Regions from separate parts of the Homo sapiens genome. Here region 2 is linked to region 1. Evidence: chromatin contacts called from ENCODE Hi-C or POLR2A ChIA-PET data. All regions are on one chromosome and are shown on one strand. Each heading gives the region's core, a stretch centred on a gene start or an enhancer-like site at or near the end of the contact. The rest is flanking DNA. Distances are from core to core; before and after follow the strand shown.

Evidence for each region. Hi-C counts contacts between places; a loop is a spot of excess contacts on that map. ChIA-PET counts read pairs that join two places held with the same protein, here RNA polymerase II (POLR2A). Pooled maps may share reads with other maps.
Region 2: a map of ascending aorta shows a loop between it and region 1 (5-fold over the local background). The contact joins the promoter of CYB5R2 here to the promoter of EIF3F in region 1. A Hi-C loop is called at or near these places in 2 of 168 maps with a recorded cell type or tissue (ascending aorta and endothelial cell of umbilical vein), 4 of 37 single-sample maps with no recorded cell type and 13 of 50 pooled maps. POLR2A ChIA-PET finds 5 or more read pairs at or near these places in 1 of 52 experiments (WTC11).

What each region holds. Positions count from the first base shown.
Region 1 is chr11:7,985,924-7,990,059 of GRCh38, reverse strand. EIF3F (eukaryotic translation initiation factor 3 subunit F) reads right to left here and starts at 2,723. Exons shown (of 8, transcript NM_003754.3): 1 at 2,344-2,723. The coding sequence starts at 2,707. RefSeq lists enhancers at 2,429-2,478, 1,947-2,485, 2,486-3,025, 2,909-3,088.
Region 2 is chr11:7,671,211-7,675,867 of GRCh38, reverse strand. CYB5R2 (cytochrome b5 reductase 2) reads left to right here and starts at 2,368. Exons shown (of 9, transcript NM_016229.5): 1 at 2,368-2,449; 2 at 2,977-3,120; 3 at 3,345-3,417. The coding sequence starts at 3,043. RefSeq lists a silencer at 1,856-2,065 and enhancers at 2,586-2,685, 2,706-2,755.

The DNA.
Region 1 (4,136 bases), core at 1,474-3,973:
CTCATTCCAGAGTGATTTTTAATTCCTATTCAGTGTTAGCTGAAATGCTCAGGAGCTTCCCCAAAGAGCTTCAAATGAGGTTAGACTTTCATTTTGTCTTCTCAGGGATCCAGGTAATTCCCTTCACAGCACTTTACATTTGTAATTATTTAATACTTCTTAGGGCTCTGCCCTCTGCTAGCTTCATTTCCTGCTCTACCTCCTGTCACCTACATTCCTGTAATACTGAATGTTTCAGACAGTGGATTTACCAGGCTTTTTTATACTTCTTGTAGTTGCTTTAATGCCCAGCTCAAACGTCATCTTTTTTGTGAACTTTTCCCCAACCTTCTGAAATAGTTAAGTCTTCTGCATTTCCATGCCACCATGACACCCTTCTATTGGAACATTTATCATATTACATTCTAATTATTTGCATTTAAGAGTACACTTCTATCTTGAGTTTAAGGTTACAGGAGAGCTCACTTTATTACACTTTGAATTCTAAATACCTTAACAGTTTTATGGTACAAAAAAAGCACCAATGACTTCATTTAGACAAATGAAATGTTTTGTGTATATCTAAGGAAATAAGTTCATAGCAAGCAGAATCTATTCTTTATTCTTCTGTAAGTATTGCCTCTATAACACCTATAGCACTGTACCATGATTCCAGTCTGGAAGAGGATCTGAGGATGTAGATTAGATTATACCTGGTCTGACTGGATCACTGGAATATTTGGGGCGCTAAAGCATAAATCATGGGTAATGAATTAGTTTCTTTAAATAGCTTTAGCGAGCTTGGAAAATTAGAAAGTGCAGCCAAAAGAGTAAGTATTTGCTGAGTGTCAAGTCAGTGATGCAAAAATAATTTATTACAGAAGCTCAGAGCAGGGCACAGTTACAGAACACCATCATGCTGTGGAAGGTTAAGAATGGAGTGAGGGTCCGGGTATGGGATGGAGGACCGGCACTTAATGCTGTTGCTGGGAACGTGGAAGGTAGGTAGAGCTTAAACAAATGAAGGACAGCAGGAAAAGCACTTGTGGCAAAGAGAACGCAAAAGCTTGGTCTGAGAAAAGACAAGCAATGTTCAGAAGATATGAATTTAAGTTTCTGTAAAATGCTATACCGTCAAAGATAGATAAAGGAGAGAAAATGTGTGTCTGTATGCATTGGGGTGGTCCAGGCCTGATGTGAATGGCAACTAACAGCTGTACCTAATGTGTGCCAGCATAGTCAGAAGTTTTTAATTTAGCTCTCACAAAGACTAAGTCTAAAGTAGCTCCTGACAGAACAGATTTTAGGTAATCTGCCCCAAGTCACATGGCAAATGTTTTGTGAGGTCTGCTTACAAATCTTGTCTGCTTTGCAATATACCAACTGTCTTCTATGGTGTAAGAACTAGTAGATGTTCAAGAGTATGAAAGAGAAAGAATGCTTGTAAATAAAGTGGATTCACAAAGCTATTTAAAATCTGGCACTAAGATGGAATGGAAACGAATTTCATGGGACCAGCATAGTCTCCAGAAAGGAATTTATTATCAACAATCCCTCTTTAGTGCTTTTCCATTTTACAAACTACTTTAACATAAAATATCTATTCCCCAAATTTGGAACACAGGCAGAGAATGGGTCATTTTTCGACCTGAAGGTTAAGGGCAGAAATATAAACAGATAATACAACTGTTTGCGTCCAAATGCAAAATGGGGGAACAGGGTTTCTCACATTAGGTACTAATATTAGGGGACACTGAGGGACACAGATCAGGCTCAGACGTTTAGGACAGCAGAACACTATAAAATCCCAAGCGGGTTCCAACCAAACCGGTTTACTTGTTGGGAGGAATGTTTTTTTACAAACGTCCCCACTCCTTTGACAACTGGTTAGAAAACTTTGTCAATACCTGGAAAACGATGACATTTAGTCAGTGGATAAGGGAGAAATATGTGGTCACTGGTATAGGGAGTCAAGGGTTCCTGACTTCCCACTCGGCGTGTGAACTCATTTTTGGTAGATGCAGCCCATCATACTTGCCATAAACTGCTGTTTATGTAAAATGTAAACCACTGGCATAAATGTAAACCACTGGCATAAAATATTCAGTAAATGACACAACTACTCCTTGTGTATTTTATGTCGCTTAAAGTGACAGCAATCCGGCAGGAGAGAGAGGAGAGATGCAAGTGCTTGAGAAGATAAGTCACAGCAAAAGGTAGGATGCAGATATAGATTAAGAGGTCATTGGGGATGGGAGGAAAGGACGGTAGGACACCAGGAATTAAAGAATTAATGAGTTAGGGGAGTGAGATAAATGAGAAGTGGGAGGAAGAAAAGAATGTTAACTTTCTCTGACCACTCACCCAACAGGGTCCCGATAACTCGGGCAGCACCCTCGTTGCGTCTCTCGTAGCTGTCCACAATGGAGGCCAAAATGACTGGGTGCAGCCTGACCACGCGGCCGCCGGGGAAGGGCCCTGGAAGAGCAGGACCAGGCAGAGCGGGCGCTGGGGTCTGCGCTGGAGCTTGCGCTGAGGCCGGGGTCTGGCCAGGAGCCGCAGTTGCAGCCGCTGCTGCCGCAGGGTCTGAGGATGAGGCTGGAGCCGCAGCGGGAACCGGAGCCGCAGCCGGTGCTGGCGTTGGCGCTGGAACTGAGGCTGGGGCCGCCGCCGGGACTGGGGTTGGCGTGGCCGGAGGAGCACTTACTGGTACCGCCGGTGTGGCCATCTTGTCGAGAAAGAAGGAGGCGGAAGCGGAAATGACAGCATTCATGAATATCAGGAGCTTGATAGGCTGAATATACACCACGTGAGCTAGAGCTTTTTGCTGATTGGTTACTGGTGATACTTCTCGGAGCACTGAAATAGTCCCGCCGTTGGTAATTTCTTCTGGAATTTGTGCGCTCTGCTTTTGGCCCGAGGAGCACTCAGGAAACCCTGGGCTAAGTAGTTCCGGGTAAAACTTGGGACGGCGTTCGAAGAGAAACACTTTGTGCAGCTGCCGCCAGGTGGAACCAGAAAGCAGCGCGGAGGTCGAAATTCGTGTTTTAGACTTAAATGAGATAATGGATGTCAAAGTGCCTTTAAAAAGGATTTTAAGGCCAGGCGCGGTGGCTCACGCCTGTAATCTCAGCACTTCGGGAGACCGAGGCGGAAGGATCGTTTGAGCCCAGAAGCTCGAGGCTGCAATGGGCGAGAAGGAGAACTTAGCTGGATTTCTCCTGCTGCTTTGAGAAGAGACTGGAGGGTGAGGGGAGGTGAGGAGAGGGAGGCGAGAGAGGGAAAAGCAGGGAGACCTGCTGGGAGGCCACTAGGTAATCTAAGTGAGAGATGATGGTGGCTGGGACCAGGCTGGTAGCAGTAGAAGTTCTGAGAAGTGGGAAGATTATGGATATATTTTGAAGGTAGTTTCAATAGGGTTTCCTGAGAAATTGTATATGAGGTGTGAAAGAGAGGAGTCAAGGAGGACTGCAATTTTTTTTTTTTTTTTTTGTACTGAGCGATTAGTAGGATGAAGTCACCATCAATTGAGATAGCAAAAGCTGTAGGTAGAGCAGGTTTTGGGGAAAAGATCCTGATTTCATTTCTGAATGTGTCACCTTTGAGATGTCCATTACACATTCAAGTGGAGTTGTAATAAGGTGTATAAACTAGTCTGTACTTTAGGAGAGGATTATATGAGGTATTGCCTTGTAAAGCTCTTAGCACATGCCTGATATACAGTAGTTATTAAGTCATAGCTATTATCACTATGTGATGGAGGGAGCTCTGACCATAACCCACTGTGTAACTTGGGGCAATCTACAAGTTTTTTCTGAGCCTCAATTTCCTTCTTGGTATAATGGGGTGATAACATCTGCTTGTAAAGACAAAACAAAACACCAAAAAAACTGTCAACTCCCTTAATTAGGTCAAGTCCTAGTGTCCAGCTGGCAAGTGGATAGGTGAGGTTGAACTTCTTATCCCTGATTCTGTGCCCAAGAGTTGATTTCTCCTTGGAGAAATCTTCCATTATTAGAATTCACATGACGCTGCTCCCCTGTAAATGCTCTGTGTAGACATGCATTCTTTCTTTCACCAAAACAAAGGTGAACAGCCAAACAGAAGAAGATTGAAAAGTAACTCTTGGATTTGATGACCTGGAGTCTTTAGCAACC
Region 2 (4,657 bases), core at 1,119-3,618, 310 kb after region 1:
CTTGTTGTAAACTACCGTAACTAAAACAGTGTAGTATTGCGACAAGGTTGGGCAGCTAGATAATGTAAGAGAAATGGGAGGCCGGAGCTAGACTCACACACCTATGAAAACTGATATAGGCCAGGGGTAGCAGGTCAGTTGCAGGTCAGTGGCCAGATGTGAGCAATTCAATAAATGTTACTGAAAAACACACATTAGCCACATGGAAAAATGAAATTGTATCCCTGCCTCACATCCTACACAGAAATCAATTCCAAGTGGTTGAAAAACTTAAATGTGAAAGGAAAATCTTTAAATCTTGTTGGGGAAAATATAGAATATCTTTAAGGGCTTGGGTAGAAATAGACAAGTCACAAAAATCACTAACCATAACGGCAAAAAAATTGAAGATTGGTATATTTGGTTATACTGCAATTCAAATTTCTATTCATCAGACTACACCACAAAAAGGTGGGACAGAAAAGAAAGAAAGAAAAAAGAAAGAATAAGTTACAAATTACGAGAAAACATTACTAATTCATGTAACTGGCAAAGAAGGGATATCTAAAACATATAAAACCCCTAAAAATCAGTAAGAAAAAGACAACAGAAAAATGAGCAAAATTTATGAGCAGGCATTTTTTTTTTTCTGAAAAGGAAACTCCATGGGAAATAAATATATGAAAGGTGCTCAAACTTATTAGCAGTTATTAGGTAATGCAAATTGGATTCCTGATACATCATTTTACACTTATCGCATTGTCAAAAATTAAAATATCTGCCTATAATAACCAAGCACCTGCAGGTAAATCAAAAGTAAAGGCATTTGATTAAGTCAAAGAGAGAAAATTAAGTTTGTTTATTCATTCACACAGCAAGAATTTTTGAGCCTGTGGTGGTGTGTGTCTTGGGGAGAAGGGTTGGTAAAGTGTTATGGGTTATTGTTTTCACCCTGATTCTTATGTTGAAGCCCTAAGCCCCAGTACCTAAGGATATGACCTTATTTGAAGGTAGAGCCTTTACATAGGTAATCAAGTTAAAACAAGGTCATTAGGATGGACCCTAATTGAATATGACTGGTGTCTTCATAAAAGGGGAAATTTGGACACAGGGACACACACAGAGGGATGAAAATGTGGAGACATAGGAAGAAGATGCCCCTTCTCCTAGCCCCTCTCCTACAAACCTAGGAGAGGCATGGAACAGATCCTTCCCTCACAGCCCTCAGAAGGAACCCACTCTGCCCACACCTTGATTTTGGACTTCCAGCCCCCAGACCTGCGAGACAATAAATTTTTGTTGTTTAAGCCGCTCAGTCTGCGGCACTTTGTTACAGCAGCCCTAGCAGAGTCAAACAGGTGGGGATCTGCTTCTGGGCTTCTCTGTTTCACACAGGTCCTGAGGCAAGAATTTGCCTTTGCCTGTAATCAAGGGCGAGCCGGGCAGCCAAGGTTCCGAAACGCACCGTGAAGACCCTCTAACTGTGCCTACTATTCTGCTCCCCTCCGATCGGCGCGGGGCTCTTGTCCTTCCTCTCTCCACCCAGCGAATGAATGAACGCAGGAGCGCTCGGAGTACACGTCTTCAACTCGGCGACGCCCCTGCTTCGGCCCCACCCCGCAAACACCCGCCCCGGACCAGGCCCAGGGTAGGCGCCCATGAGGTATGTCGAATGAATATATTCGCGCGCTCTTTGCAGCTGCCTGAATTCTTCCTTCCCCAGCATCCCCCTCCGCCCGGTCACCCAGACGGCCTTCTCCAGCCTTGCCGAGCTTAAGTAAGCTGAGGGGCGCTCAGTGTGGCAGCTCTGCGTGTGCAGGGAAGGGGCCAGGATGCAGAGGGGCAGCGCAGGAGCGAGGACGCCACGGCTCAGCGCCCCGCCAGCCTCATGATGGAGCGCTGCCCTGGGGGCAGGGCTGACCCAGAGCCAGCGGCTCGTGAGTGAGAGCCCCCCGACCACGGCCCTTCTCGGGGAGCGGGCCAGCCGCCGGGGTCCCAGCCTGCGGGGTCCGCCCGCGCTTTTGTCCTCCCGGGCGTGCGTGTCCGGGTCTCGGCCGGTTCCCCGTCGGCCAGGCGGAGCTGCGGGGCGACGCCACGAGTCTGCGGGCCCGCGGCGGGGAGCGGCCCCCGGCCAACCCCAGTTCGACGACGTGTTGGGCGTCTCACTCCGGGTGGGTTCCGCGGCGGGGTGTATTTATGGAGTATTGAAGAAATATCTCCGTCGGGACGGCCGGAAGGAAAGAGGCCAGAGGCGCGGAGGCCGGCTAGAGCCGGGAACGAACGTCCGACCGGGAGGTTGGGGGCCGGAGCGGGAGGCGTGGGGAGAGGTCGTGGGCGGGACCGCGAAGGGCGGGGAGTGGGGCGGGCCGGCTCGGATTCCGGAAGGCTGAGACTCCAGTGACCCGGCGGGAGGAGAGGCAACTTTCCCTGTCGGGCTTGAGTTGGGAGAGGAGCAGGGCGGCCTTGTAGGGTAGGGACAGATGCGGGGAGGCTCCCGAGTCTCTGGCAGTTGAGTGCCCAGGCCCCCTTCGCCCTGTCCAGGAGACTGTTGGGGAGTCCCCAGGCCCTAAGTCACGGGGCACCTCTTAGAGCTACGCACCCTAGTTCTGTCTTTAGGGACTGGGCCCCTCATTCCGGATTGTGTGTTAGGGGTGATGTCCTCCCCCTTCACCTCAAGGAAGGGACTTCCAGTGTATGAACCTTTGGCTGTAGCCAGGAGGGGCCTAGTGACCTGAGCACCCCAGGCCATGTGTGCTGCCTGCTCCAGGGGCCTGAAACATCCTTCCTGTGTGACCTGCAGCTGACCCCTCCCTACCCTCTGGTCCACGACAGGCTCTCCCAGCCGCCTTCTGTGTCACTACTGTTCTCTTTGCCTATTTCCTGCAGGCAGAGCTCAGCTCCTGTGCCTTTGGTGTGGGGAGGGTGTTCTGCGCCTGAGAGCTGCCCTGTCCAGGGCGGGCAAGACCTGAGGTGCTCTGTTCACATTGTGTCTGCCAGGACCCGTCCCTGCTCCTGACCATCACCGTCACTGGGGTCACTGTGCTCGTGTTGGTCCTGAAGAGCATGAACTCCAGGAGGAGAGAGCCAATCACCTTACAGGACCCTGAAGCCAAGTACCCGCTGCCCTTGATTGAGAAAGAGGTAATGGGTCAGCCCTGTGGGTGGAAGGCAGTAAGTGGATGATGGCTGGGATGGCAGGGCATCCAGACAGTCATCTCATGGCCTCCAGTTCACTCCCCGCCGCCCTGTGTGTGTGTGTGTGTGTGCTGGAATAGCGCCAAACGGACCTCCTTTCCCAGGCATCTCAGCTGCCCAGCAAGGCTTCTAGAAAGCTGACAGAACCTGCCTATGTTTTGTTTTATCAGAAAATCAGCCACAACACCCGGAGGTTCCGCTTTGGACTGCCTTCGCCGGACCATGTCTTAGGGCTTCCTGTAGGTGAGCCGGGCTTGGGTCATCACCAGGACTGGGGCCTCTGGGGGCTAGGCCCTCCTCTCTTAACAGAAACACAGGTTTCCCACGTCCTGAGGTGTGGAAGATGCCCTCTTGCTCCTCCTGAGCCTGTGAGCTCAGGGAGATAGATAGGGGGATGGATGTGGGACAGAAAATTTCTTTTCTTCATTATTCCAATTGGGCTGACACGAGAGTGGTACCTCAGTGAGCATTGAAAAGAACTGAACCTAGAGCCAAAAGGCCTAAAATCTCATGGAAGGCTCCTTGCTGGGGAACTTAAGGGAAGTCCTTCAATCTCTCTGAGCCTCAGTCTATGAAATGGGATTTCCCAGGCCTGCCTGTCTACCTCACTTGGGTTGTTGTGAAAGTAGAGTGACTGATGGATATGAAAATTCAGAAACTACAAAGTATTGTGCACCTGGGAGGGATGGGAGGAACCAGTGGTCGGGGAAAGGCCCAGAATGTGCGGGTAGGCAGGAATGAGTCAGGTGTGCCCTGCCCCCAAGGTCACTTAGATTCTCTGCAGGGGCCTCAGACCCACATAAGGAGGGACCAGCCCTACGAGTTGCAGATTCCAGCCCTAGGAGTCCTAGAGTTGAGTTATCCCATTTCTAATCTGTAACACCACTAGATAGCTGAGTCAGTCTTAGTGCAGTAGAAAACTGCTAGAATCAGGGATTCAGAGCAGCTTTGTATAATCTGCTAGTGCTGCTTGCCTGCCTGGTGGATCCTACTCCGTGGCCTATTTGTCTTATATGCACAGGCCAAAACCTTGACCTCAGCTCTATCAGGTGGTGAGATTACACTCTAGCCAGCTCGCTGGGCCCCTGAGCCTCCTTGCTGTTCCCTCACTCCATCTCTATGCACGAGAGCTCAGTGTTGTGCGTGCCGTCTCTCAGCTCCCTGCTCGGCCTGTCAGGCAGGTCCTGTTGGCAGGAAGCCTAAAAGAATGAAAAACTTTGAGATAGAGAATTGCTTAGAAACTGCCTTGACCCACTATCTCCTCAGCCTTGGCCTAGGCCGTGCAAAGTTAGTGGGACAAGGTAATGTAGAGGCCTCTGGGAGAGTCTAATATGAGGCCTCAGAGTTCGCTGCTTCGTCCCAGCCCAGTGGAAGTGAAGCAAGTTAGAGATGGGGCTTGAAGGACCAGCCAGGGAGCCCCATTTGCCCTGGGGACACCCTCAGGCCAGGCCTAGGTGGCTGCATATGAAAGAGCCTTTCCAGG